Regions from separate parts of the Homo sapiens genome. Here region 1 is linked to region 2. Evidence: read pairs that join two places in POLR2A ChIA-PET (ENCODE). Cell type or tissue: Panc1. All regions are shown on one strand. Links, peaks and the distances in the headings refer to the core of each region. The heading gives the core; the rest is flanking DNA.

What was found. ChIA-PET counts read pairs that join two places held together with the same protein. Peaks named below come from ENCODE experiments on the same cell type or tissue, not always from the same donor. Only the 100,000 strongest peaks of a DNase experiment are listed, where the experiment ranks them.
Region 1: POLR2A ChIA-PET joins it to region 2 with 12 read pairs; 2 of 35 experiments call an interaction of 5 or more read pairs at or near these places.

The regions. Positions count from the first base shown.
Region 1 is chr3:183,637,010-183,652,353 of GRCh38, reverse strand. It overlaps KLHL24 (kelch like family member 24), which reads right to left. Exons shown (of 8, transcript NM_017644.3): 2 at 8,812-8,874; 3 at 1,078-2,058. The coding sequence starts at 1,997. Among named protein-coding and RNA genes, the nearest start is that of KLHL24, 9.1 kb to the right of the region's middle. RefSeq lists a silencer at 15,326-15,344. In Panc1, for the core only: no CTCF peak of the experiment used is centred there; no DNase peak of the experiment used is centred there.
Region 2 is chr3:183,897,904-183,913,247 of GRCh38, reverse strand. It overlaps the pseudogene CYP2AB1P. Among named protein-coding and RNA genes, the nearest start is that of MIR4448, 19 kb to the right of the region's middle. RefSeq lists an enhancer at 3,920-4,421. In Panc1, for the core only: no CTCF peak of the experiment used is centred there; a DNase peak (open chromatin) is centred at 8,658.

The sequences.
Region 1 (15,344 bases), core at 6,910-11,909, 260 kb after region 2:
ATTTCTTGCTTATTCACAATAAATATTCCTTCCACTATTAAGGCATGGAGATTATTTTTCTATAGTTTATGAATTAAAATCGATAAGTATTTTATAGAAATAATATACTGGAAGAAGATACAAATATGCTACAATATTTAACTGCATTCTACCCCCTAAGCACACATTTTCCAAATTCTCTATAATGATGATGTAATTTTCACATTCAGAAAAAAGATTTTTTAAAATTGAGATTGACATTAAATATAATAACTGTGACAATTAAGTAATATTTGAGGCCTGGATTTTACATCTCAGAATTCACTCAATGTATACCAGCTTATTTAATTCACCTCTATATTTCATGCTTCTGTGTTAGGACAAAGGCCAGTCTGTGGATGTGCAAACATTTTTTTTTCTTTTTTTTTTGAGACAGAGTCTCACTCTGTTGCCCAGGCTGGAGAGCAGTAAGAGCATGGCTCACAGCATCCTCAAACTCCTGGGCTCAAGCAGTCCTCCCACCTCAACCTTCTGAGTAACTGGGACTACAGGTCCGTGCCACCATGCCTGGCTAATTATTTTTAGTAGCGATGAGGTCTCGCTATGTTGCCCAGGCTGGTCTCGAACTCCTGAGCTCAAGCGCTCCTCCACCTTGGCCTCCCAAAGTACTGGGATTATAGGTGTGAGCCCCTGTGCCCAGGAGCAAATTGTTTTTTTATAAGTAGAGGCAGTCCAAGAGAGCCTACTAAAATCTTAGCTACCCTGTATCCAAAGACTCTTTGGAAAGAAAAGTGGAATGGTTTGGGGCCCTACAAAGGTTAAGAGAAATTAGTAGAAATATGTTGAGATATGCACAGTTGCAAAGACCCTTTGCTACACTGTTTGATAGCACAAAACAACAATAACAAAAAATGCTACTGTTGAATCTAGAATTCACTAGGAAAGACATTCTAGTGACATATAATCCAAAATAAATCTAAAATTATATACAGCCACAGGTAGACAGTGCATATAAATGACAACACTGAGATTGCATTCAGGAGGTTTAAAGATATATTAAAAACTTTTGTTAACTATATTTGAAAACAGTCTTCTCACCTGCGTGGCCTAGTCCTTGGGGACATCATTTCATTCCCAAGTATGTGGTACCGTCTTGCTTCATGCAACAACTGATAACACTCAGGAGAATTCTGGATCAATTGGTCCACTTCAACTGTTTGAACAAAGTAGTTGGGATGCAACAGAGGGAGTCTCACATGTGTCAGGAGCTCGTGTAACAGTGGTCTTCTCAGATCAACGGCACGATAGACCCAACGCATGACGGCTTCAAAAACCATCTCCTCTTTACCAATAACAAGTTCATCACTACAAATATAATCAATAAGTTCATCTTTGTCAAGCTCAAGAAATTCTTCGTGCTGGGATACATCCTCAAAAGTCTGTAACGCAAAATTTTTGCATTTTGTGAAGAGTGTTTTGAGTGAATGGGTATCAGCAAAGCGCTGGATTCCTAAGCAATTACAAGGATCAAGTTGCTCCTCCAAGAACTTGGCACATGCATCACGGAGAACACTAATCTGAAAGAGGCTTGATGTCTCAAAGAGATACTGTACATTCTCTGTAGTGATCTTCACCTTTCCAGTATAAACATACTGCAAAAAACATTCCATAGCTTCAGCTAAAATACCATTGATCTCAACCAACATTTCTCGGCTTTCCCTGTGGTCATTACAAAACATAGCTCTGAAGTAGCTGCTACAGGCTGAGAGCACAGCTCTATGGCAAGGAAATTCTTTTCCTTCCACACAAATGATAACATCTGTGAATAAGCGGCTATCACGAAATTCATTAAATATCTGGAGTATGTTTTCGGCATGGGATGATCCTGAAGAGAAGTCAAAAAACTCATGACCTGTCAGAGATTTGGGGTCCATTTCAAAAACTTTTCGCTTAGTTGCTGGGGAATCACGCACCCCAAGATCCTCTCTGTTTAGTCTGCGTCCCAATATTAGTACCATTGTTACATCAGTTGACTATATAATTGTTGAGAAATGACTATTAGGGATCTTCTTTATGTGGCTAAAAGTAAAAAAAGGAAAACATTTCAATATGCAAAAAATTCAGTATTCAAATCACATAATTTCATTTTAATATAAACACTACAACAAAATCACATAATATATTTCATATAGGGTACACAGCACTATCTCATGTTAATAAAAACTAATCAACAAAAATTTGCATTTGAACAATTAGAACATTGGGGTAATTTGCAATAGTACTCCTTAAGCTCCCCTTTTCTAGCTGAAAGGATACTATGTACTTCGTGAGTTACTAATAACCTTCCGTTTCCTCCCCATTTACAGAGCTGAGTTTCATACTATTGACTGTAGAGTTAAGTCAGAATGGTGTAAGACACAATTTGACTACAGTTAGAATTCTAACAGTTATCTTTCTTTTTAAGAATCTTTTTTATTTTGAGACAGGGTCTCACTCTGTCACCAAGTTTGGAGTAAAGTGACATGATCATAGCTCACTGTAACCTCAAACTCCTAGGCTCAAGCGATCTTCCTGCCTCAGCCTCCTGAGTAGCTGTGACTATGTGTGCGTACCACCATGCCTGGCTATTTTTTTTTTTACTTTTTGTAGAGATGGGATCTTGAACTCCTGGCCTCAAGCGATCCTCTCACCTCAGCCTCTCAAAGTACTGGGATTACAGGCATGAGCCACCATGCCTGGTGAAATAATTATTATCTTAATATAGAATTCCTAGAGAGGAATTTAGCTATATCTATCAATAGCCTTTAAAAATATGTACATTGTTTGACCAGCAAGTCCTTTTTTTTTTTTTAGCACTCTCTCCTAAGGAAATAATCAGAATTATGTCGACAGATTTATCTATGCAGATGTCCAATGCTGTATTGATAGAAAATACTCAAAATAACCTAAATGCCCTATAAGAGGGGATTGGTCAAACCACAGTACATCTTCTGGCTAGAACAAAGTCTATGCAACCATTAAAAATTATATATGACTATTTAACGACATGGGGAAGTAGTAACCACACAGTAAGTGAAAAAGTAGATCACAAAACATATGCCAACAGAAAAAATAATGTATCTGTGAATCTAGGGATAGGATGTACATATGCTAAAATGTTTTATTTATCTTCTCTATTTTCTACCAAAATTTCTATTATAAAATTTAATATTCATTTAAAAAAATTTCATGCATGTTATCTAGGTCTTGTTCCCTTTCACTAATAAGAAACATCCCAAAACCCCCTCAGAAATGACTTTCAGTAAGTAACTGATGGATTGAGGCACTTGGCTATAGCCATCAATTCTCTCTCTGTGTCTCTTTTTTTTTTTGGAAACAAGGTCTCATTCTGTCACCCAGGCTGAAGTGCAATGGCGCGATCTTGACTCACTGCAATCTCCACCTCCTAGGTTCAAGGGATTCTGCTACCTCAGCCTCCCGAGTAGCTGGGACTACAGGCACGTACCCACCACACCCGGCTAATTTTTGTATTTTTGGTAGAGAAGGGGTTTTGCCATGTTGCCCAGGCTGGTCTTGAACTCCTGGCCTCAAGGGATCTGCCCACCTTGGCCTCCCAAAGTGCTGGAATTATAGGTATGAGGCATGGTGCCCAGCCCAATTCTCTTTAAGGTTAATTTTAAGGCGATTCTTCTACTCCCTTTCCACATCTTCAGAAGCTGATACATGATTCAAAGTGTATTAGTAATTGGTTTAAGATCACTCAGGGTACCTCATCTATTGCCATACTCTCAGAATTTCATACACATCCCTTCTACCATTCCCAACTTCTTGAAATATTTCAAGTCAGACATTCAGGCCTAAGACTGGCAAGCAAAAAGAAGTCAGCTAAAGGATGTCACAGATAATATAATCTAAAAAATGAGATGCCATCCTACATTCGCAAGCCACAAATAAAACTGAGACTTGAAAGTTAACATCTTAAGGCTGCATTTTGTGTACCCTGTCGCATATTAAATTGTACCCCACTTTTTAAGTGACACAAAGGGAAATAAAATACGTAACATCAAAATCAAGAAGCAACTCATTCTCTTATATATAGTATTCTCTTCTTTTTCATGTTCCTATTTATCTCCATCCTCTCTTCTCACTCTAATGCCCCAGATATCCTACTTCCAATATTCACTAGATACTTGCAATTTTCATGAATTCTCTCACTGAATTTACTTAATATTGCAGCTTTTACCATCATCATCATCAACAAATATTTATTATATGCCCACTATTGTCACGATACTGTACTAGGCCTAGGGTTTACAGAGATGTAAGATATTGCTATTGGAGTTTTTTGTTTTTGTTTTTGCTTTTTTGAGACAGGGTCTCCTTGTGTTGCCCAGGCTGGAGAGTACAGTGCCATGACCTCGGCTCACTGCAACCTCTGCCTCCCGGGTTCAAGCGATTTTCGTGCCTCAGCCTCCCGAGTAACTGGGATTACAGGCGCATGCCACCGCGCCTGGCTAATTTTTGTACTTTTTTTAGTAGAGACAGGTTTTGCCATGTTAGCTAGGCTGGTCTTGAACTCCTGAGCTCAAGCAATTCTCCTGCCTTGGCCTCCCAAAGTGCTGGGATTACAGGCGTGAGCCACTGCGCTCAGCCTGTTATGTTTTGTTTTGTTTCAGATGCTCTGTTGCCAGGCTGGAGTGTAGTGGCGCCATCTTGGCTCACTGTAACCTCCACCTCCCAGGCTCAAGTGATTCTCCTGCTTCAGCCTCCCAAGTAGCTGGGACTACAGGCACGCGCCAGCACGCCTGGATAATTTTTTGTATTTTAGTAGAGACGGGGTTTCACCATGTTGACCAGGATGGTCTAAATCTCCTGACCTCGTGATCCACCCGCCTCAGCTTCCCCAAGTGCTGGGATTACAGGCGTAATCCTTTTCATTTTTTATTTTTTAATTTTTTTTGAGACGGAGTCTCGCTCTGTCGCCAGGCTGGAGTGCAGTGGCACGATCTCAGCTCACTGCAACCTCCACCTCCCAGGTTCAAGCGATTCTCCTGCCTCAGCCTCCTGAGTAACTGGAACTACAGGCGTGCACCACCACACCCAGCTAACTTTTATATTCTTAGTAGAGATGACGTTTCACCATGTTGGGCAGGATGGTCTCAATATGACCTCGTGATCCACCCGCCTTGTCCTCCCAAAGTGCTAGGATTACAGGCATAAGCCACTGCGCCCAGCTTTTTTTTTTTTTTTAAGAGTTGCAACAAGGCCGGGCGCGGTGGCTGACGCCTGCAATCCCAGCACTTTGGAAGACCGAGGCGGGTGGATCACAAGGTCAGGAAATCGAGACCATCCTAGCTAACAGTGAAACCCCGTCTCTACTAAAAAAAAAAAAAAAAAATTAGCTGGGCGTGGTGGCAGGCGCCTGTAGTCCCAGCTACTTGGGAGGCTGAGACAGGAGAATGGCGTGAACCTGGGAGGTGGAGCTTGCAGTGAGCCTAGATCGCGCCACTGCACTCCAGCCTGGGTGACAGAGCGAGACTCCATCAAAAAAACAACAAAAAAGAGTTGCAATAAAACATATTCAAACAACATAAATAATAACATAAAGTAGCACAGACAATATGTCCCATTGGTACAGACAGCCTAGTTCCTCCTTAAACTTCTATTACATTTTAAAAATTCTCTTCATATCAATTAGCACTTAACCTTCCTGAAGCCTAGGTGATAGGATTTTCTCTGGACAGATATATGCCAGGTTATTCTGACCATTCAGGGAAAAATACCTGGCTATAACAACATCTGAAGGACACCTAAATGCTTGCATGCTATACAGGATCTTTTCTGTTTCTCTGTCTATCCCCCAAATGTGCAGGTAAAGTCAGAAAAAATCCAAGCAATTTTATCAGTCAAATGGAATAAAGACTAAAGTGAAATAAATAATATTTTCATTTGAAATCACTAGGGTGGAGAGTCAGAGGCAGTATGTTGATTTTTTTTTTTTTTTTTTTTTTTTGAGATGGAGTCTTGTTCTGTCACCCAGGCTGGAGTGCAGTGGCACAATCTCGGCTCACTGCAACCTCCACCTCCCAGGTTCAAGCTATTCTCCTGCCTCAGCTGTCCAAGCGGGTGGGACTACAGGCACATGCCACCATGCCGGGCTAATTTTTGTACTTTTGGAAGAGACGGGGTTTCACCATGTTGGCCAGGCTGGTCTTGAACTGACCTCAAGTGGTCCATCTGCCTCAGCCTCCCAGAGTGCTGGGATTACAGGCATAAGCCACCACACCTGGCCACCCTCATTTCTAAGTTAAAAAAAAAACAAAACAAAAAACCCAGAAAATTTCAAATGTACAAATATACATGCATTTTCTAAATACATAACAAAGCTTTGTGATGTAATATAATAGTTATGGCAATGGAAGCTCATGGAGAAGGCCTATTTAAATGAACACATATAAAAGTAAAGATAAACACAAGACAATGCTTACCAATGGCTGGTTTCGGAGTAAATGTCAACAAAGTAACTCCCACAAATTTAGTTAGGAAAATTAGTTTCTCTTAAATTTGAGGAAATATTTTCCTCTACATGTATGTTATGGTCCAAACAAGCTAGATTTTTAACTTCGACCCAATTATGTTTTGCAGATTTTAGGTAACAGACTTGCCTGAGAACAAATAAAAGCTCTATTTCATTTTATTAATTTTAATACCTAAATGAATAAAAATATATCTGAGTTTAAAATATTTTATTAGTTTTAAAATTTATTATCACTAACTAAAAAAAAATGGATTTCTTCCCATCTCTTTTAAGATTTTTCTGATTACTCAGAGTTCATGTTTGCTTCATTATACGTCACCCAACTTGGGTTACAGTTGCCCATATATTTGTGTGGATGTCTGGATGCATGTGCATACACACAGCTTAACATTTACAACTCCATTTACAATGCATAGAATGACTTCCAAATTCCAGGCTCCCACACATGAGCAGTAGCGTATCTATCAAATATGCTTTTAATTTGAAGTTATCTCAATAACCATTTTATAAACAGAAATGTATCCCCCATATCAAGAGAGATCACTACTGTACCTGAATGTCAATTTTTTGTTGTTGGTGAAACTTCAAAAAGTTCAATGTATGTAATATCACAAGTAATTAAAAAAGGGAACATTTCAATTATGATAAACATAAACTGTGATGACATGGAATATAACTCATATTTTAATCTTAATGCCTTATTAATCTAGATTCAAATTATGGTTGAATTAGCTACAAGTCAGGTACCCAAATCAAGAACCTACTATTCATTCCAGCTTAATCTAGTTTAAATTCCTGTTGCATTTCAGGTTCAAAAAATTCACACAAGTGATTGTGACTTTGACTAGTGATACAATTATTGGTATTAACAACAATGGAAATCGTGAGCTTCTTCCTGCATACATTTTCACTTTCTCAATGTTTAAATGAAAATTTGTTCAGAATACAAAACAAAATAGCACATTGTAAGAACTAAGAATTTCCCTTTGGCTAGAATGGACAAGTAGAAAAACAAATATAAAAGTATACTTTGTTTTATGTATTCAATGATTTTATTCTATCTAATATTTATTAGATAAATTTGAGAACAGTGAGTTAAGTATTAATATAAAATTGATTAAGCTTTGTATCAATTAAGGGTCTGTCTTTTTATGCTATTATCTGCCCCTTATTTTCATAGTTGGCTCCTTGATTTGTTCACTGACAAAAGAGGTCTTCCTCTCCACTACTTTTACCCAATAAAAAATGGAAAATCCTGGACTAGAACACCTATAAAATCACCTTGTATTACAAAGTCTTCAACAGCAATGAGATATTTGTTTACTGCTCTGTATGTAAGAGAGACTATCTCATAGATCTTTCCAAACAGCTTCAGCCTGCTGCCTCCTGACTTTTGGGCATCTTGACTTCCTCTGGATTTTCTGGGAACTCTCCAATTACTGGTCTCCGTAACTACACCAAATGTAAACACTTCCTATGTATAAATGATTTGCAGGAGGGCATCTTAGGAGTGTGAGATGCATTCAGAATGTATCTTTTGGGCTTCCACATGAAATTTGCTAGCTTTTGCCTTCCCATTTTATACAATAAAGTAATACAAAGATTAGCTGGGCGTGGTTGTGGACGCCTGTAGTCCCAGCTACTCAGGAGGCTGAGGCAGGAGAATCACTTGAACCCAGGAGACAGGAGAATCACTTGAACCCGGGAGGCGGAGGTTGCAGTGAGCCGAGATCGCACCATTGCACTCCAGCCTGGAAACAGAGCAAGACTCCGTCTCAAAAAAAAAAAAAAAAAAAAAAAAAGGAAAGAAAAATGTTATCCTATCATCTCAAAGTACGGTGACTAATATAGGTTCAAGATTGATCAAAATGAACTCATGATGCATAATCAAGCAAACAAAACGTAAGATTACAGATTGAACCATTATAACATTTTTGCAAATATCACAGCAGAATTATTCCCATCAGGAAAAAGTAAACAACTAAGTAGGCATCTCTAGACAAAATAAGTAGGAAAAGCTTCTTTCCAAACAAACATAATGACTTAAAGTTATATCTACATGAGTTAATGTATATAAGTTGATCAGACATGAATGAGGCTCTCAGGAAAGCACAGAAGAGTGGGTAAATATTTAGTAACAGAAATGATTGTCACACTGCCATCTTTTGTGATCTTAAGGATAGAGTTGTGCCTTGTTATCTGATTGGCTTAAGTGATCCCTGGTTAAAGAAAGGAATATGGTTTAAATTCTCTAATAACAACATTTAGATAGTTTATAAATATTACAAATATACCTTTTTAGCATTTGGTTGATCAAAGCCCCAGTCAAAATATGTGTGTTCTTTTAATTTCCACACCTAAAATAAAGAAAGAATAGCAACATATAAATCAGATAGTTGTCAGTTCATGTACAGCTGGCATTATTTACTAATATGTTGAACAAAGTTTTTAGTAATTTCTAGTTTCCAACTGAAGTTCGTTTTTGTTTAAAAATAATTAGTGAATAACATCTCCTTAAAGTAAATTAATAACTTAATGCTATTTTACATAACTAGTTTTTCTTATTTATCAACTTCCTTACTTGACAGTTTTTTTGTTTGTTTTTTGAGACTGAGTTTTGCTCTTATTGCCCAGACTGGAGTGCAATGGCGCAATCTCGGCTCACGGCAACCTCCGCCTCCCAGGTTCAAGCGATTCTCCTGCCTCAGCCTCCCTAGTAGTTGGGATTACACGTATGTGCCGCCATGCCCAGCTAATTTTGTATTTTTAGCAGAGACAGGGTTTCTCCATGTTAGTCAGGCTGGTCTCAAACTCCCGACCTCAGGTGATCCGCCCGCCTCGGCCTCCCAAAGTGCTGGGATTACAGGCATGAGCCACCGTGCCCGGCACTTGACAGTTTTATCCTGGAGTTTTATCCTGCAGTAAAATTTCTTGAGTGAAAAATGAGTAAAAGAAAATTAATGTCAATAGCAAGCTAATGGTAGCACTGAAAAAACATACACTCTGTGATATTTGAATACACTTTGGATATTTGAAGAGTGTCTGGAAATTGATGTTTCATCCAAGTTTGGGGCCATTAAATAATTCTAAGAGTTAGCAAATAATTTTTTTATCTTTTAATATATAAATGTATATTTCTTCTGCCTTGAATCTTGTAGAAACTTAATCCCCATATCCCCATAGAAACCAACTAATTCGGCACAATTCCTTTTTTTTTTTTTTTTTTTTTTTTTTGGTGGAAGGGGAGAAGAGGAATGCTTAAGAGAAAATACCAGAACCTTGAGCTGTGTACAGAATAGCAATAGTATTTAAACACAAGTGGTTCTGGTTTCTGGCCCAGATATCTTTAAATAGAACTTGTAAATTCTTAACAAGTTTAGACAAATTCAAAAGTTGATTCCAAAACCAAATATAAACGACCTTTTTTTTAAATGTATACACACAAACACATATGTATACCCAGACTGTGTTATGATCATCAAGTGAATGCTATCCTGTGTTTCCTTACTTTCAGAAGTGAACCTGACTTGTATGTACCCTTGGTAAAAAAATATTGCAACTAGGGCAAATTTGGGAATTGTTACTCCTAGCTAAGTAAATCTTCCTTCCCAATGGACAATAAGATCCTGAATCAATGCAGGGATGCAGGTCAATTCATGAAACATTTATAAAGAACCTAGTTTATGTCTGTCACTGGCTGGCAAATACTGGATTCAGATCCAATTTTAGACTCTGTGGGGTTGGCTAAGAGTAGAGCCAAACAAGAACTCCAAGATTGGTACTAAAATAGATTCAAATTCTTAGCAGGTGCAGACTGGAATAGAGCCTCTCATAACCGATCTGGTCTAGAATTATACCTTATGGGGTAGAAAGCATAAGGCAATTCACCTGGACATTTTCTATGGATTTTTAGGTAATACCAACCTAATCGGTAAGGGTAAGGGATGGAAGAGAGAGGGTACAAAGTCTGATGGAGATATGTAATATCAGAATTAATCTACAGCGTGAGTGTACTGAAACAAGCTTATGTTTCCTTTAGAATGCAGAAATTCTATACGATGAGGTTACTAACATCCTTAAAGATAGTATGGATTAATGAGGGGCTTCTAAAAACTAATACCAGAAAACAAAGGAACCAACAACATCCTGACTAGCATGGCCCCTAAAACTTGTAGTAGAGAACTGCTGCATACTATGTTCTACGCTACTCCATTTTCTCAAATTTAACCTTGAAAGAACACCACAGGAGATGAAAAGAAAGGTTAACCAAGAGGTTTATCTTGAAAGATATATAGTAACTCAAAAGAAAGAAAGTCAGAAAATAATTGCAATATAGTAAATCTTTTTTTTTTTTTTTTTTTTGAGACAGTCTCACTCTGTTGCCAGGCTGGAGTGCAGTGGCATGATCTCGGCTCACTGCAACCTTCACCTCCTGGGTTCAAGCGATTCTCCTGCCTCAGCCTCCCATGTAGCTGGGACTACAGGTGTGCGCCACCATGTATTTTTAGTAGAGACGGGGTTTCACCATGTTGGCCAGGATGGCCTCGATCTCTTGACCTTGTGATCCACCCGCCTCGACCTCCCAAAGTTCTGGGATTACAGGCGTGAGCCACTGTGCCCGGCCAGTACATCTTTTATTTAAAAAATAACCAGAAAATCATATATAATAAGGTACTATACAAAACCAAGCAATTTTTATACATTTCAGATATTTTCACCCTATAGTCTCAAAAGCTAATTTATTTGATGACTTTTTAAAAATCATAAACTTGCACTATCAAAATTTCAGTTTAAAGAATTACTCTGCAGCAGTGGTTCCTGGACCATGTTTTACAAATGTAATGTTTAAAGCCCAGCCTTCAAGCTATTTTCAACATTTCCAGTTTCTTAATGGAACCACCAAGACCATATTTACCCACCACAAGATAACAGAAACTGGCTGGCCGAGGTGGCTCACGCCTGCAGTCCCAGCACTTTGAGAGGCTGAGGCAGGCGGATCACGAGGTCAAGGGTTCGAGACCAGCCTGGCCAACATAGTGAAACCCCGTTTCTACTAAAAATACAAAAAAATTAGCCGGGTGTGGTGGCGGGCACCTGTAATCCCAGCTACTCAGGAGGCTGAGGCAGCGGAAATGCTTGAACCCAGGAGGCGGAGGTTGCAGTGAGCCAAGATGGCACCATCACACTCCAGCCTGGGCGACAGAGCAAGACTCTGTCTCAAAAAAAAAAAAAAAAAGAAAAAAGAAAAAAGAAAAAAAAGAAAAGGTAACAGAAACCAACTAAAACCTTGAGTTTCTTTGGATAGAATGATAGCAACTATGGATTACCCCATATTTATTAGAACCTCAAATGGGCAATATACTATATGACTTTGCTTGATGAGAAACAAAACAGATAGCTGTTGATGACAAATTTAGGAAAGCTTAAACAATGTGTCAGACTAAACAATATGGTTCTTTAACTAAAAAAGAATACTATTGTCTCTTAAATCACAGGAAAAAAAATATGAATTTCTCCAGTGTTTCTCTCCCTCGACTTAAAACTTCTGGCTACTGATATTCCCCAACCCTAAAGGAAGAAAAAAACTTGTTAACCATCAGACATCACACGTGGTATACCAAGCTGCCCTATTGAGCCTACTCATGCTTCTGACTAGACTTGATGTGTAAATTTACTGTTGTTTGGTTTTATCTTGCTAACATGTTTCTTTTAGGTATTTAATGCATTGTTTTATTTGATAATCAAAACACCTATAGATATATGATATAGTTATGTTTTCTGTTAGAAAAATGGTTTTGGTTATTTATTTATTGAGATGGAGTCTCGCTCTGTCACCCAGGATTGAGTGCAGTGGCACAATCTTGGCTCACTGCAACCCCCACCTCCCGGGTTCAAGTGATTCTCCTGCCTCAGCCTCCCGAGTAGCTGGGATTACAGGAGCGTGCTACCACACCAGGCTAATATTTTCTGGGTTTGTTTGTTTGTTTGGTTTTTAGTGGAGATGGGGGTTTCACTATGTTGGCCAGGCTGGTCTCGAACTCCTGACCTGGTGATCCACCTGGCCCGGCCTCCCAAAGTGCTGGGATTACAAGCGTGAGTCACCACGCCCAGCCCGGTTTTGGTTTTTTAATTAAATCTGCAAGGATGCCAGCAAGGAGCTCTGCCACCTGAACAAATTTGAGATTTTTTTTTTTTTTTTTTTTTTTTGAGACAGAGTCTTGCTCTGTCACCCAGGCTGGAGTGCAGCGGCGCGATCTTGGCTCACTGCAAGCTCCGCCTCCTGGGTTCACGCCATTCTCCTGCCTCAGCCTCCCGAGTAGCTGGGACTACAGGCGCCCGCCGCTACGCCCGGCTAATTTTTTGTATTTTTAGTAGAGACGGGGTTTCTCCGTGTTAGCCAGGATGGTCTTGATCTCCTGACCTTGTGATCTGCCCGCCTTGGCCTCCCAAAGTGCTGGGATTACAGGCGTGAGCCACCGCGCCCGGCCACAAATTTGAGATCTAATATTTTACATGACTTCTCTATGAATAAAAGCACATAGTCAGTGGTTTATATTTATCTTAGTAGTGACACGAATTATTTACAGTGGTAGCCTTTGGAAACCTCAGTTAAGAGTAAAGCCCACTTTTTTTTTTGAGACGGAGTTTTGCTCCTGTTGCCCAGGCCGGAGTGCAATGGCGCGATCTCAGCTCACTGCAACCTCCGCCTCCCGGTTCAAGTGATTCTCCTGCCTCAGCCTCCTAAGTAGCTGGGATTACAGCCGCCTGCGGCCACACCCGGCTAATTTTTGTATTTTTAGTAGAGACGGGGTTTCACCACGTTGGCCAGGCTGATCTTGAACTCCTGACCTCAGGTGATCCACCCGCCTCAGCCTCCGAAAGTACTGAGATTACAGGCGTGAGCCACCGCACCCAGCCAAAGCCTACTTTTAAAACACCAGTTTAGTAGTCTTTAAGATGTGCCAAATGTTGAAATACTTTAACTCTGGGATGATGAATATAGGCAGAGTGCCAAACTCTTCAATTTAAAGAAGTTTGCTTAGCGATTGTTTTATTGTTTATTTTTTGAGACAGGGTCTCACTATGTTGCCCATTCTGTTCTCAAACTCCAGAGCTCAAGAGATTCTCCTGCCTCAGCCTCTGGAGTAGCTGGGATGACAGGCAAGCACTTAATGTGTTTTTAATAGGAGAAACAATAGCGGTTTTTAAATGTCAACAGTTGTCAAGTGGCTATATACTCTCCAGTTGTTTCAGTCACACCAGAAATAAAATCATACAAAAATATATTTTTCATACGTATACTTGTGAAGATATTTACTTACATTTTTCCATTATACAGTCCATACCCAAATATTTATTGAAAAAAGTGTCCCAAATTTTTGTCAAATAGACAAAAATAACTGTGGTCACTTATTTGATTAATAGTATTTATTTTTCACAGGCTTGACCTTTGGGTTTTAATGAAATGGGAGAAAAGGAAGTTAAAAAAAGTTATTGAAAAAGCATTAAGGTTCAACAACTTGGACAAAAGCCAGGAAAGTTTAAGTTAAAGCTGGTAGTCAGCCTTAACGCAGAATTTATTTCTTCTTCCTGTTTAGAGACTTAGGTTGCTGGCTTTGTTTGAATAAGCAAGCCTTTACTGAGTGATGGTTTTACTTTTTCAAAAGGTTAGACGATTGCATTTTGTACTCATTTAGATACATTAAATACTCTCAATGCACAAGTGATGAGGCGGTTCTGATCACAGGAGATGCTCATTCCGGTGTAACCATCTCCTCTGGAATTTTAAAGAATGCATAACCAATAGGAACTGTTCATATTCAATTCCTGCTTCATCCAGGGGAGCTCAAACTTCCTTCTACAAAAATGTATTGTCTTTGCCAGGCACGGTGGCTCACGCCTGCAATCCCAGCACTTTGGGAGGCTGAGGCGGGCGGATCACCTGAGGTCAGGAGTTCAAGACTAGCCTGGCCAACATGGTGAAACCCCGTCCCTACTAAACATACAAAAACTAGCCGGGCGTGGTGGCGGGCGCCTGTCATCCCAGCTACTCGGGAAACTAAGGCAGGAGAATCGATTGAACTCGGGAGGCGGAGATTGCAGTGAGCTGAGATGGCCTGGGTGACGGAGTGAGACCACTCCACTCCAGCCTGGGTGACAGAATGTGAGACCCTGTCTCAAAAACAAAACAAGTGTATTAAGTCTTGAGTGAATTCCTATATCTGCAGAAGAAAATCTGACAAAACGCAAATACCCTATTAACTCAAGCGATTAGAAAAACCATTTTCAACACACTATGGCTAAAAATGATTGGTCTTGAAGATTTTATTACCGTCAGCTTAATGTACAATTTTAAAACGACACAGTCGCAACCCACTTCTCAAACATTTTGAATTACCACGGGAATTAAAACATAGAAGTGTGTGACCTAGAATCCCTCAAACAAGGAAAACAACTCATCCGAGCCGAGTATGGAAGAATCTTTACTTTTTAGGGGAGTATCTTCAAACTATCTTTTTTAAATAGTAGAAATCTGCTTTTAAATCTCAGCCAACAACAAGCAGATTTTAAATCTATTTTACAACCCTAATAAAAACCAACCTCTTAGCTGGTGGACCCAGTCTGTAGCTGCAAATACAAAGACGTGATTTTTGAAAAGCTGCCCACAAGAGCAAGTGATTAATCATTAAAATCCACTAAAATCAATTGTGAACAGCCACTGCCTCAGGGGTGACCGTGGGGCCCCCTAAGATGTGGCACTGTGATCTATATTTAGCTATCTAAACACGTTTACAGAACTGGCAACAACGTGTTCGCAGGACTTCCT
Region 2 (15,344 bases), core at 6,747-11,746:
AGTATTTTGAGGAGGGAGGAACGTGATTTGTTGGAAACAGAAGGCAGGGGTTTGTGGAAATTGCAGCAGTATTACTATCTGCACAAGCATAGTACAAATAGCACTTCCATAGCACAATCCATAGCACTTTCACACCAGCTCAGCTTATCCCCCAGCAGCCCTGTGGGGTAAGCACTGTTATCATCACATCAACCTGAGATAAGGTAGGTAGAAATTCTAGAGATGGAGATGCAGGGGTGAGGTGCTCTGAGCAGAGGGAACTGCAGACGCTTGTTAACAACCTCTCCAAACAGGTAGGGGCTCCAGGCCTCTGATATCTCTGTCCCTTGACTTTTAAAAAATTTAGTAAAATAGATGCAACATAAATTTTAGCATTTTAACCATTTTTAAATGAACAGTTCAGTGGGATTAAGTACATTCACATCATTGTGCTATCATCGTGACCATCCATTTCCAGAACACTTTTTCATCTTTCCAGACTGAAACTCTGTACCCACTGAACACTGTCCCTTGACTCTCTAAGCCTCAAGTGGAAATGGGTCTCTGTCATGACTGGCATTATGCCTATGGATTCCCTAACACATCTTTGCAAACACTCTTTTTTTTTTTTTTTTTTTTGAGATGGAGTCTCGCTCTATCACCCAGGCGGGAGTGCAGTGCTGCGATCTCAGCTCACTGCAACCTCTGCCTCCCAGGATCAAGCGATTCTCCTGCCTCAGCCTCCTGAGTAGATGGGATTACAGGCACACACCACCACACCTGGCTAATTTTTTGTATTTTTAGTAGAGACGGAGTTTCACCATGTTGGTCAGGCTGGTCTCGATCACCTGACCTCGTGATCTACCCACCTCTACCTCCCAAAGTGCTGAGATTACAGGTGTGAGCCACTGCGCCAGGCCTGCAAACAGTCTCTTAATTAAACTATCCTCAATGTACCCCACTGGACTGTGACATCATTCTCTTGCTGGGCATTGGTACAGTAGCTCTATGATGCAATTTGCTAAAATGATCTTATCTCCATTGTACAAATAAGAAGCTGAGGCAAGAGGAAGCTAAATAATTGCCCAAGGTCACAAAACCAGTAAGAGATAGATCTGGGATTTAAACTCCAGCAGTCTGGTTCCAAGATAGTTGAAACCTAAGAGAAGGCTACATAGTTGAATATGGTGGTGCCGCTGTAGTCCCAGAGACTCAGGAGGCTGTGGCAGGAGGATTGGTTGAGCCCAGGAATTTGAGGTTACAGTGAGCTATGATCATGCCACTGCACTGCAGCCTGGGTGACACAGTGAGACACTGTTGAAAGAAAGAAAGAAAGAATGAGAGAGAGAGAGAGAAAGAGAGGGAGAAAGAAAAAGAAAAGAGAGAAAGAAAAAGGAAGAAAGAAAGAAGGAAAGAAAGAACGAAAGAAAGAAAAAGAACGAACAAACGAATGGGAGAGAGAGAGACAGAAAGAGAGAAGGAGAGAAAGAAAGAAAACAAAGGAGAAAGAAAGAGGCCAGGCATGGTGGCTCACACCTGTAATCCCAGCACTTTGGGAGGCTGAGGTGGGCGGATCAGGAGTTCAAAACCAGCCTGGCCAACATGGTGAAACTCCATGTCTATTAAAACTACAAAAATTAGCTGGGCGTGGTGGTGGGCGCCAGTAATCCCAGCACTTGGTACTCGGGAGGCTGAGGCAGGAGAAAGAACCGAGAGAGAGAGAGAGGAGAGAGAGAGAGAGAGAGAGAGAAGGCAGAGGGGCAAGGGGAGAGAGAGACAGAGAGAAGGCTACAGAGAAACATGGGGATTCAGCACAAGCTGAAGAGACCTCAGGAAGGCTGCTGCACATCTGGGCGGAGGAGAGCAGGAGTAGGAGCCCAGCCTCAGGCGTGTTGAGATGGAAGAGCATGTCCTGATGGGAGACACTGCCACTGCTAGCGGCTGCCTGCCCCTTGTCCCTCCCTGAGCTGAGCCATGCAGTCAGCTGACCCTGCCATGAAGAGGCTGTGAGGAGCCTCACCAGGGATGAGCTCCGAGGGCCAGAGGTGAGGATGATGCTGATATAGGAGTGAAGGTGTCTCAACCTGTCCCGGGCCACAGCCTTGCCACCCTGGTGAGTGGCATGGCCCGGGTGTGACTGATGTGACCAAATGGATTTACTCCACTGGGGAAGGGCTCCTGGGTTTGCCTCCCTCCACAGCACTGCCTGGGAGCACCAGCATAAAAGCAAGGCCAGGCGCCTGGAAGAGCGGGGAGAGAGTGGTGGCCACAGTGTGTCAGAGCCTTGGGACCGAGAAGCAAAAGTGAGGAGAGGAGACACAGGACCAGGGAGATGCTCTCCCTGCTCAGTGGGCTGGCTTTACTGGCCATCTCCTTCCTGCTCCTGAAACTTGGCACCTTCTGCTGGGACAGGAGCTGTCTTCCTCCTGGCCCACTCCCCTTCCCCATCCTTGGAAACCTGTGGCAGCTATGCTTTCAGCTGCACCCAGAGACACTGCTCCAGGTAGGAAGCCTGTGCTCAAGCTGGAGGCCCTAAAGGGGTGGACAGATGAACCCCTCTTCTCTCTCAGACCAGCGGCACTGGAGACAGAAAGAAGGAACAGAGGTCAGACACGTGTGGGGTGAATCCTGGTCTTACCATTCATTAGCTGGGAGGCTTTGAGCCTCAGTTTCCTCGCCTGTCAAATGCAGGGTGGGAGGGGGATTGCAGAAATTGTGGACTTCGTGCAGAATCTAAGAAGTCTAATCTAAGAAATTCTGAGTGCAGGAGAAGTCCACTGCCAATGGAACAGGGTGGCGAAAACCACTGAACAGAGCTCAACTCCAGGAGAGCACTGTGTGTGGCTGGAAGAAGTTTTCTGAAAAGCCACTTGAGATGGGAGTTGGGGGGAATGGGACCCCCACAAGGGCACATTCAAGTGACGTTACTCAAGGAATCTGTGCACAAAGCCACCACCAGGGTAGCTGGAGCCTCAGCTGAAGGGCGCTGTTGGATTGAGTGGGTGGGACTGGGGTGCTGCTGAGAATGATTGTGGGCAGGACACTGTCTTTCCTAAGGCCATGTTCAGCCCTCTTCTTATTCACACTCAACACATTTTTAAAAAATATCTGGTTGGCGCTATCAGACAATTATGATCCTCAGGCTTCCCACGCAGTGGAAAGAGCACTGTACTGGGAGTCAGGAGACCTGGGTTCTAGGTCTTCATCTTTTACTGTCTTTTTTGGCCTGTTTTTTTGGGGGTTTTGTTTATTGTTTTGTTTTGAAACGGAGTCTTGCTCTGTTGCCCAGGCCGAAGTACAATGGCACAATCTCAGCTCACTGCAAACTCCACCTCCCGGGTTCAAGCGATTCTCCTGCCTCAGCCTCCCAAGTAGCTGGGATTACAGACGTGTACCACCAAGCCCTGTTAATTTTTGTACTTTTAGTGAGACGGGGTTTCACCATGTTGGCTAGGCTGGTCTCAAACTCCTGACCTCAGGTGATCCACCCGCCTCGGCCTCCCAAGTGCTGGGATTACAGGCGTGAGCCACTGCACCCGGCCTGGCCTCTGTTTTTTTTAAACTCATAAAATGGAGATAAATTGCCTACCTGCACACTTATACTGAGGGTGGACTCAAGCAAAATATGTAAAGCCCACGTAGGACACCAAGCCCTTGAGAAACTGGTTATTTAATATCATCTGTAAAATGGGTAGAACATTCCACCTCCCAGGATTAATGGGCCCTGACTATTCCAAGTGCACAGGGGACCTGTGACCCAGGGCTTGGCTTGCCTGGGGAACGGGGCTGGAGGCACTCTGAGAAGGTGCTCCTGCAGTAAGTGTCCCCCATCTCTCCACAGCTGGCGCAGAGTGTGTTCACCGTGTGGGTGGGCCCGATCCCCGTTGCGGTGCTGAGTGGCTTCCAGGTGGTGAAGGAAGCACTGGTCTCCAACTCGGAGCAGTTCTCCGGCAGGTCCCTCACCCCGCTCTTCCAGGACCTGTTTGGAGAACGAGGCAGGGCTGCCCCTCCTGCTGGGGAGGGGGAGGCGGCTAGATGGTCACTACACTCAGGGAGTTGGGGATGGCTCAGAGCTGTTAACAGAGAGGGGACTGCCCAGGAGGACCTGCGTGAGGGGTGGGGGTGGGATGACAAGGAACCAGCTCTGGGAGTTGAAAGACCTGGATTCAAGTCTCAACCCAAGCCCTGGCCAGCTCTGGGACCCCGGACAAGTCGGCCTCACTCTCTGCCCCTCAGTGGGCTCCTGTGTAGATGGGGATAATGATGGCTTTATATCCTGAGAATGTGGGGAGGGGATTAAGTGGCCAAAATACCTGAGAGTGCGCACTCAGTGCCTGGCTCAGCAAATGCCCTTGTTCCCTCCTTCCCTCTCCCCAGAACCCCTCCTCCCCTTCTTCTTCTTTTTTTTTTTTTTTTTTTGACCCAGAGTCTTGCTATGTTGCCCAGGCTGGAGTGCAGTGGCACAATCTCGGCTCACTGCAACCTCCACCTCCTGGCTTCAGGCAATTCTTGTGCCTCAGCCTCTCGAGTAGCTGGGATTACAGGCAGGCACCATCACGCCCGGCTAATTTTTTTTTTTTTTTTTTGTAGTAGAAATGGGATTTCACCATATTGGCAGGATGTTCTCGATCTCCTGACCTCAGGTGATCCACTCGCCTTGGCCTCCCAAAGTGCTGGGATTATAGGTGTCAGCCACTGCGCCCAGCCCCCATTGTTTATCTCCTCTTCCATTTCTTGTGGGGACTTTTAAAGGAAAAATCAGGTTGGTGGGCTGGGGGAGGGCATAGCTGAGACCACCTTGAGGGCACCAAGCTCACTGACCACTCCCTCAAATGCCCCTCAGCCCTGGGACACAGCATCTTCCCAGAGGTGATTTTGGGGTCTGCCCTCCAGGCCTGGCCCAGGTGAGAGCCAAGTGGTCTTGGCCTGGGAGGCTGGGAGGGGCTGGCGACTGTCCACCCCACCCCACCCCGGACCCAGGCATCATCTGCAGCAGCGGGCACACGTGGCGGCAAAAGAGACGCTTCTGCCTGGTGATGATTTGAGGGCTGGGCCTAGGCAAGCTGGCGCTGGAGGTGCAGCTGCAGAAAGAGGCAGCAGAGCTGGCAGAAGCCTTCCGCCAGGAGCAGGGTAAGTAGCAGGCTGGCGGCAGGCCTACCCTCACCCCCTCTCCCCACGCACGCGCACACCCCTGCAGAACAGGCGAGCTTCACTGCATAGGCGTGTGTGTGTCCATTAAGCCTCAGAACGTTAACAGCCGTTTTAAGCTCCATTGAGTGGGAGTTTCTCCAAGGTGGGTAGACAGAGGTCCAGGAATGGCCAAGGTCACTGGAAAGCCACAGCCCTCCTTGATAGCTGGGGATTTTCCATCAACATCCAAGGCAGCCGGGCACGGTGGCTCCCCTCTGTAATCCCAGCACTTTGAGAGGCTGAGGCGAGCGGATCACCTGAGGTCAGGGGTTTGGGAGCCGCCTGGCCAACCTGGTGAAACCCTGTCTCTACTAAAAATACAAACAATTAGCCCGGTGTGTTGGGCACGTGCCTGTAATCCCAGCTACTCTGGAGGCTGAGGCAGAAGAATCGCTTGAACCTGGGAGAAGGAGGCTGCAGTGAGCCGAGGTCATGCCATTGTACTCCAGCCTGGGCGACAGAGCAACACTCCATCTCAAAAAAATAATAATAAATAAAATAACAACAAACTAACAAACAAACAAATCATCCCAGGCGTCTCACACCTCCAGCCATTGGCATATGCATTTCCCCTTCCAGAACGCCCCAGCCCATGTCCCTTCCCTCCCCATGAGAAACCACTGTTCCTTCCTCCAGACCAGCTGCGGTCACCTGCCCTGAGAAATCCTCCTGAATGCCAGGCCCCCAAACCTTTTTTATTCCCTGCTGTGCCATACCTGCCCCACATTCTGTTGTTATTCTGTTGTCATTCAAATTGTTGTCTGTCTCCCATGCCTCTCTCTGACCTGGCTCGTAGAAGGTGCTTGGTAAGCACTTGGGTTTTTTTGTTTTTGTTTGTTTTGTTTTGTTTTGTTTTTGAGACGGAGTTTCGCTCTTGTTGCCCAGGCTGAGTGTAGTGGCACAATCTCGGCTCACTGCTACCTCTATCCCCCGGGTTCAAGTGATTCTCCTGCCTCAGCCTCCCAAGCAGCTGGGATTACAAGTGTGCGCCACCAGACCCAGCTAATTTTTGTATTTTCAGTAGAGACAGGGTTTCACCATGTTGGTCAGGCTGGTCTCAAACTCCTGACCTCAGGTGATCCACCTGCCTCAGCCTCCCAAAGTGCTGGGATTACAGGCATGAGCCACTGCGCCCGGCTGGTAAGCATTTGCGGAGTGCATGAGTGAGGAATGGGAATGGAGGACTGAGTTAGTAAATGAGCGACTAGATACGAGATCAGATGGGTGCTCAGGGTAGTGCTTCTCGTGCCTCCTCGTCCTGAGCCCTGCCCCTCTACCCTCAGGTAGACCCTTCGACCCTCAGGTATCCATTGTCAGGTCCACAGTCAGAGTCATCGGGGCCCTTGTGTTTGGCCACCACTTCCTCTTAGAGGATCCCATCTTCCAGGAACTGACTCAAGCCATCGACTTTGGCCTGGCATTTGTCAGCACTGTGTGGCGCCGGGTAATTGGCATTTGGGGAGGCAGGTGTGCAGGCCATTACCTTAGGGGCCCGAGGCAGGCAGGGGCCTCAGCCAGGGCCTGGCAGGGAGGGTGCAAGGTGGGCAGGAGGGAGACCGTGGCTTCTGCCTGGTGAGCTGACACATTCAGAGCATCAAACCTTTGTTGTGGTTCAGCATGAATGCATGGGCAAGGAATCAGAGGCTGGTTATATCCTAGGACATACAGCTTTCTGGACCTGCAACATCCCAGCGAAGCCCTAAGCACAGCTGCTCTGACCACAGCTCTCATTTCTGTCTAAATTATTTGGGGAGTCTCCAGATGAGAGGCAGCCCTGGGTTACTCAAGTCAAAGGCTCCAGCCCACTTTGGAGCCCCCCGACTCAGAGGCTGGCTCCTGAGTAGGCCCTGGGTGGGCGTCTCTCTCCACAGCTGTATGACGTGTTTCCCTGGGCCCTCTGCCACCTCCCAGGACCCCACCAGGAGATATTTAGGTACCAAGAGGTCGTGCTGAGCTTAATCCACCAGGAGATCACCAGGCACAAACTCAGGGCACCGGAGGCCCCCAGGGACTTCATCAGCTGCTACCTGGCCCAGATCTCCAAGGTGAGCCTGGAACAGCTGCTCAGGAAAGGAGGGGCCATCTTTTTGGGCTGCACCTCGTTTCTGAGCACCTCCTTTCTAAGCCATGGTCTCAGTTTCTCATCTTTGACTCTATCTACGAGCTTCCAAAGCACGCTGAAAATGTGAGTTAAAACAGGGTTTTCCTCCCTACTTTTTCCCAGGGCAGGGCTGGCTTCTACAGACATGGGTAGGGTGGGAAGCAGAAGACCTGGCTGATGTCAGGGCCAGAACACCAGGGCAGCCACCCACCAACATCAATGCAGTCCTGAGAATCAGGCCCTCTCAAGGGGTTGGAACCTCAAGTTCTGGCCGCACAGGTCTCAGATCAGGCTTCAAGGAAACCCCAGGGCTCTGTCAGGAGAGAATTTTAGACCTGGAGCTGCGCCCCCCACTCGCCCACCCCCGACTCGCCAGGCCATGGATGACCCTGTCTCCACATTCAACCAGGAGAACCTGGTCTAGGTGGTGATCGACCTGTTTCTGGGAGGCACCGACACCACAGCCACCACCCTGTGCTGGGCACTCATCCACATGATCCAGCACGGAGCTGTCCAGGGTGACAGGCCCTTGGTCACACTCTGGCTGACTGCCCCATGCATGGGGCTTCTGGGCCATGGGCATTGCCTCCATCACTCTCCTTGCTCTGTGGCCCCAGGGGTGGGTCCTGCTCTCGCCACTGTGGTACAGGAAGTGTTCATGGCTTCGAGTCAGACAGGAGGGGCTTCAGTTCCCACCCTGCTGCTTACTGCGTAATGCTGGGCAAGTCATTCCACCTCTCAGACCCAGTGTACAATGGACAACACTATTCTACTCATTCAGTAATGATTCAGCACCTACTAAGTGCCAGGCCCTGTGCCGATGTCCACCTCAAGATCACAACTGTGGAGGGGAAAATGTAGCTGGATTTCTCTCAAGGACAAACTGACTATGACCTGAATTCAAATCTGGTGCCACAAGTTTCGTGACCTTGGGCAAAAGTACCTGTCCTGTTAGAGCCTCAGTTTCTCCATCTGTAAAATGGAGACAACAGTCCCTCCTCCATAATGCTTTTTTTTTTAGACGGTATCTCACTCTGTCACCCAGGCTGGAGGGCAGTGGCACAGTCTTGGCTCACTGCAACCTCTGCCTCCTGGGTTCAAGTGATTCTCCTGCCTCAGCCTCCTGAGTAGCTGGAATTACAGGCGCACCACCACAAGCCGCTAATTTTTTTGTATTTTTAGTAGAGATGGGGTTTCACCACGTTGGCCAGGCTGGTCTCGAACTTCTGACCTCAGGTGATCCACCTGCCTTGGCCTCCCAAAGTGCTGGGATTACAGGTGTGAGCCACTGCCCCCGGCCATAATGCTGTTCATATAGAGCACCTGACACATAGCAGGTTCTCAAATCTGGGTGCTCTCTCTTCCCTCCAGTGCCCCCTGGAGGAGGAAACCCTACAAAACCTTGTTCATAAGAAGCAAGCTCTGCCTCAGAGAAGGGTCTGCTCCTGTGAGACCAGGGGTGACAGGGTGGTTTGGGGTGACCCAAGGGCCGCAAGCCTCGGCAGCAGTGTCCTGGGTGGGGACGGAGGCGGTGAGGGAGGATGGGGGTGCCAGGGCACAGGAACCCTCCCCAGACCCACACTAAGCCACCTGCGGAGACGGTGCAGCTGGAGCTGGACGAGGTGCTGGGTGCTGCCCCGGTTGTCTGCTATGAAGACCGCAAGCGACTGCCTTACACCATGCTGTCCTCCATGACGTGCAGCGCCTCAGCAGCGTCATGGCCATGGGTGCCGTGCGCCAGTGTGTGACCTCCACCCGTGTGTGCAGCTATCCCGTGAGCAAGGTAGGTGGCCCTACGCAGCCCCACACCCAACCCAGTGCCTGCAGAAAGCATCCTTCCTGCCAGCACAGCCATCTGCTATAGCTTCTGCCAACCTGCCAGCTATCAGTCACTTAATCTCTCTCTCTCTCTGTGGCGTTTGGGACGGGGGTTATGATTATAAAAGAATGTAGCCGGGTGCCATGGCTTACGCCTACAATCCCAGCACTTTGAGAGGCTGAGGTGGGAGGATTGCTTGAGCCTAGGAGTTCAAGATCAGCCTGGGCAACATGGCGAGACCCCGTCTCTATAAAACATAAAAAAAAATTAGCCAGGCATGGTGGTGCACACCTGTAGTCCCAGATACTTGGGAGGCTAAGGCAGGAGGATCGCTTGAGCCCGGGAGGTTGAGGCTGCAGTGAGCCATAATTGCACCACTGCACTCCGTACTGAGTGACAGAGTGAGACTCTGTCTCAAAAAAAAAATGTATAATATAAAGAATGTACTCACTGAGGGATAATTTTTAAAGTTCTCTGTTGTTCAGAGATAACCTTTGCAGACATGATAATCCACCACTCTCCAATCTTTTTTTGCACACATATAGTTTACATAGTTGCAATTCTGCTGAATATATCATTCTGAATCCTTCATTGCACTTAATATTCAGATTCTTCTATAGCAGTGGTTCTCAAACTTCCAGGTACATCAGAATCACCTGGACGGCTTGTGAAAGCAGACACTGCTGGACTCTTCCTCCAGACATTATCTGTCTAGGGTGGGCTGAGAATTTGCCTTTCTAACAAGCTCCCAGGTGGTGCTGATGCTGTGAGTCCAGGGACCATGCTTTGAAAACCACTGCTCTACATCATTCTGTTTTTTGTTGTTTTGTTTTTGTTGTTGTTTTTTTGAAACAGAGTCTTGTTCTGTCTCCCAGGCTGGAGTGCAGTGGTGTGATCTCGGCTCACCACAACCTCTGTCTCCCACGTTCAAGCGATTCTTCTGCCTCAGCCTCCTACATAGCTGGGACTACAGGTGTGCCACCATGCCTGGCTAATTTTTTTTTTTTTTTTGTATTTTTAGTAAAGACGGGGTTTCACCATGTTGGCCAGGCTGGTCTCGAACTCCTGACCTCGGGTGATCGCCCGCCTAGGCCTCCCAAAGTGCTGGGATTGCAGGTGTGAGCCACCACACTGGGCATCTACATCATTCTTAATGGCTGCATAATGTTCCACCAAATGGATGTTTTGCAATTTTAACCCTTGTTGGTGAACATTTAGGCCATTTGCAATTTATGTGCCTTAGGCTTGGTCTGCATTTTGTATTATCTCCTTAAAACTGGTTTCTAGCAGAAATGCCTTGCTTGCTTCTTTCATTTTATAGCAAGGTTAAGAAAACAAGTGCCAAATAAGGAGAGAGGAAGAAAGTTATAAAAATAAGTCAAATCAAGAACAGTTGCCACATATGTACATAAAACTCGAGTCTGAATTTCATTGGAGTGAAGGGAAAAAAGGAAATCTCGATTAATTATGAGTTATTATGTAATAAAAGGAAGCATGCCTGTATCAGGAAAGCTTTGGCTTATCACATGCCTGTAAGTTATGACAAGGATCATCATTCACAATATTCTTTTGTGGGCCAGTGGACCATGTAGTGGCAGTGATTTAAGCAGGAGTTTTTAAAAGATGCAGAAATATTCTTCAAGATGGCAGCTGCTTCTTATCTCAATTCCTTTTAAGAGATAAAATTCCTTTCATTCCTACAGTCAGCCAAAATAACACAGTTGAAGTTTATATAAATAATTATTTATTTTTAACCTCTATTCTTTTTTTTTTTTGAGATGGAGTCTTGCTCTGTCACCTAGGCTGGAGTGCAGTGGCTCAATCTTGGCTCACTGCAGCCTCTGCCTCCCAGGTTCAAGCTATTCTGCCTCAGTCTCCCGAGTAGCTGGGATGACAGGTGTGTGCCACCATGCCCGGCTAATTTTTGTATTTTTTAGTAGAGATAGGGTTTCACCATGTTGGCCAGGCTCGTCTAGAACTCCTGACCTCAAGTGATCTGCCTGCCTCAGCCTCCCAAAGTGCTGGGATTACAGGCATGAGCCACCGCGTCCGGCCAATATTTATTTATTTTTGAGACAGAGTCTTGCTCTGTCACCCAGGCTAGAGTGCATTGGCACGATCACGGCTCACCACAGCCTCTATCTCCCAGCTCAATCGATCTTCCCACCTCACCCTCCCGAGTAGCTAGGACTACAGGCATGAGCCCCCATGCCTGGCTAATTTTCGTTGTTTTTGTTGTTGTTGTTGCTTTGTTTTTTTGCAGAGATGCAGTTTCACCATGTTGCCCAGGTTGGTCTCGAGCATAGTTGAAGATGATAGCTCTCTGGTGATCCAGCTTGAGATAGCTTTCCGAGCAGATTTTTGACGTGAGCTGGACAATAACATGAGGACACCTGCTCTTTGCCCAGGCTTGCTGTGTGCTGAGGGCTTTGTGCCCACGGTGTCATTCGGTACAATGGTGCTCTGTATTGTTGACGGAGCCTTGCAGATCCTAGATGACAGATGTTGAATTACTTACCTATCTTACTGTGTAACAAATTACCCCAAAACTTAGTGGCTTAGAACAACAGCATTTATCATTTCACAGTTTCTGAGGGTTAGGAAAATGGGTGTGGCTCAGCTGGATGCCTCTGACTCAAGGTCTCTCATGAGGTTACCATCAAGTTGTTGTTGGGGCTACAGTGTCACCTGAAGACTCCCCTAGGGGAGGCTCCACTTCAAGCTCACTTACATGGAGGTCTTCAGGACCCGGTTGCTCATGAACTGTTGGCTGGAGACCTTCAGTTCCTTGACACATGGGCCTCTGCATAGGGTAGCTCAAAACATGGCAGCTGAACCCCATCAGAGAGAGCAAGCAAGAGGGCACCCAAAATAGAAGCAATGGTCTTTTTGTAACCTAATCTTAGATGTGATATCCCATTGCTTTTGCCATATTCTTTTTTTTTGAGACAGAATCTCGCTCTGTCACCCCAGGCTGGAGTGCAGTGGTGCAATCTCAGCTCAGTGCAGCCTCTGCCTCCTGGGCTCAAGCAATTCTCCTGCCTCAGCCTCCCGAGTAGCTGTGATTACAGGCATGTGCCACCATGCCTGGCTAATTTTTGTATATTTTAGTAGAGATGGAGTTTACCATGTTGGCCAGGCTGGTCTTGAACTCCTGACCTCGAGTGATTGGCCTGCCTCAGCCTACCAAGGTGCTGGGATTACGGGTGTGAGCCACCGCACCCGGCCGCTTTTGCCATATTCTATTTGTTGGGTTTGTTGTTGTTGTTGTTGTTGGTTTGAGACAGTGTCTCCCTCTGTTGCCTGGGTTGGAGTGAAGGGACACAATAATAGCTCACTGCAGCCTCAACCTCCCAGGCTTGGGTGATCCTCCCACCTCAGCTGCCTGAGTAGCTGGAACTACAGGCACCACATTGTGCCACCACAATGGGCTAATTTTTAAATTTTTGGTAGAGATGGGGTTTCACCATGTTGCCTAGGTTGGTCTCAAATTCCTGGGCTCAAGTGATCCTCCCACCTTGGCCTTCCAGAGTGCTGGGATTCCATGCATGAGCCACTGCGTCTGGCCCATTTTCTATTTGTTAGAAGTGAGTTACTAAATCCATCCTATCCTCAAGGGGAGGGGATTACACAAAGGTGTGTATCCTGGGAGTCAAGGCTAACTGGGGTAACTATCGGGGAATCTGTCCCGATAGTCACGTAGGTTCTTTTCTGTTTTTCCTAAGCGTCGGCCAGCTTGAGAAATAAAGGGACGAGTACAAAAGAGAGAAATTTTAAAGCTGGGCGTCTGGGGGAGACATCACGTGTCGGTGGGTTCCGTGATGCCCCACAAGCCGCAAAAACCAGCAAGTTTTTATTAGGGATTTTCAAAAGGGGAGGGAATGTGCAAATAGGTGTGGGTCACAGACATCAAGTACTTTACAAGGTAATGGAATATCACAAGGCAAGTGGAGGCAGGGCAAGATCACAGGACCACAGGACTGGGGCAAAATTAAAATTGCTAATGAAGTTTCGGGCACCATGGTCATTGATAACATCTTATCAGGAGACAGGGTTTTGAGAGCAACTGGTCTGACCAAAAATTTATTAGGCGGGAATTTCCTCTTCCTAATAAGCCTGGGAGTGCTATGGGAGACTGGGGTCTATTTCACCCCTATAGCCTCGACCATAAGAGACAGGCACACCTAGGGGGGCCGTTTATAGGCCTATACCCCCAGGCGCGTATTCTCTTTCCCAGGGATCTTCCTTGCTGAGAAAAAGAATTCAGTGATATTTCTCCCATTTGCTTTTGAAAGAAGAGAAATATGGCTCTGTTCCACCCGGCTCATCGGTGGTCAGAGTTTAAGGTTATCTCTCGTATTCCCTGAACAATTGCTGTTATCCTGTTCTTTTTTCAAGGTGCCCAGATTTCATATCATTTAAACAGACATGCTCTACAATTTGTGCAGTTAATGCAATTATCACAAGGTTCTGAGGCAACATACATCCTCCTCAGCTGACAGGATTAAGAGATTAAAGTAAAGACAGGCATAGGAAATCACAAGGGTATTGACTGGGGAAGTGATAAGTGTCCATGAAATCTTTACAATTTATGTTTAGAGATTGCAGTAAAGACAGGCATAAGAAATTATAAAAGTATTAATTTGGGGAACTAATAAATGTCCGTGAAATCTTCACAATCCAGGTTCTTCTGCCATGGCTTCAGCCAGTCCCTCCGTTCGGGGTCCCTGACTTCCCGCAACAGGTAACATACCAACATGTGTAGGTGGTGAGGTTGCCATTTTAATGAAAATGAAACAGAGCGACTCATCTTGGTGCCCTGGTGCAGGGTGATGCCTCTGTACATAGAGGTGGTGGCGGGAGCCCTGAGACTTTCCTCGGAAAGGAGCTTTGGCTCTGCCCCGAGTACTGCCCTGGAGTACAGTGGTGTGATCTCAGCTCACTGCAGCCTCCACCTCCGGGGCTCAAGCAATTCTCCCACCTCATCCTCCCAAGTAGCTGGTATTACAGGCACGTGCCACCACGTCCAGCTAATTTTTATTATTTTTATTTTTTTTTTAATTTGTAGTAAAGACGGGGTTTCACCAGGTTGGCCAGGCTGGTCTTGAACTCCTGCCTCTGCCTCTCAAAGTGCTGGGATTACAGGCATAAGCCGCCATGCCCAGCCCCATTATTAACTTATTATTAATTTGCCCAGACTTGAGGTTCCTTCCTCCACAGATTTTTTTCTTCACAGAAGCCCTATCCTTCGGACGCTTTGTTGCTGTTTCTTTTCCATAGATAGAGAAACTTCAGCATAGGCAGCTTAAGAAACTGCCCAAACACAGCTAGTAAGTGACTTAGCTGAGTTTCAAATGCATGTCCCTCTGACTCTAAAGTGTTTTCTTTTCCTACCATATGCCCTGCTGTTTGTATTTATACGAAAATGCCACTCTAGGTAAGTGAACCAATGTGTTCAATGGAGATGTTTTACACTGTCATTCTGTCCTTGGCAGAAATTGGCCAGCAAGTTTACAGGTTTGTCAAGAGTCTCTGGGAAAGTGGATAGGACCAGGGCATCAGGTCATCTTGCTGCTGGCGTGGCAGAAGGACCCAGGCCCAGGTTGTCTAGAAGCTGTGCCAACTTAAGTTAAAAAGAGGGGGCCAGGGTACTGCTCTGTGTTATGCCGTTTGGGATTAGAAATTTCCTTATTAAGAGCTCATTCCTGCCAATTTGATTCTAGGACTTGTTCTGTGATAAAGGCTCCAGGGGCCCATTAACGAGCTGAAATCAATATTGAGCTTTTACAACTTGGACGAGAGATGTCTGCTGAAAGTGGAATCAAAGCTTGACAGTAGATCATTAAATGTTACAGATATTCCTAAACTGTTCCTAACCATTTCATCAGCTGAGTGATCGTGACAACAGCAATAGTCCCTGATACGACGGTTGCACTTCCAGCCTGTCTCTCTTCTCAGACATTCTATTTGATTGCGAATTCCAAATTGCCATTTACTGGGCAGAAGCTGGCACAGCGACCCCAGGAGGTACCCAGCAGGTAGATGGTTCTACAGTCTGGGGAAGTGGAGGGCGGTTGTTGCGGGGGGCGGGGCGCTGTCCTTTTTGCATACTGGATAGGCTGTGCTCTGAACCTGTTCCATGAGCTGAGAACCTCCTTTGCAAGGAGGCCAGAACATCACCCAAAAAAGGACACAAATAATTCTGGAGGGAAAAGAGCATCTTGCTAGGAGCCTCCTCCTCTGAAGGTGATTAGT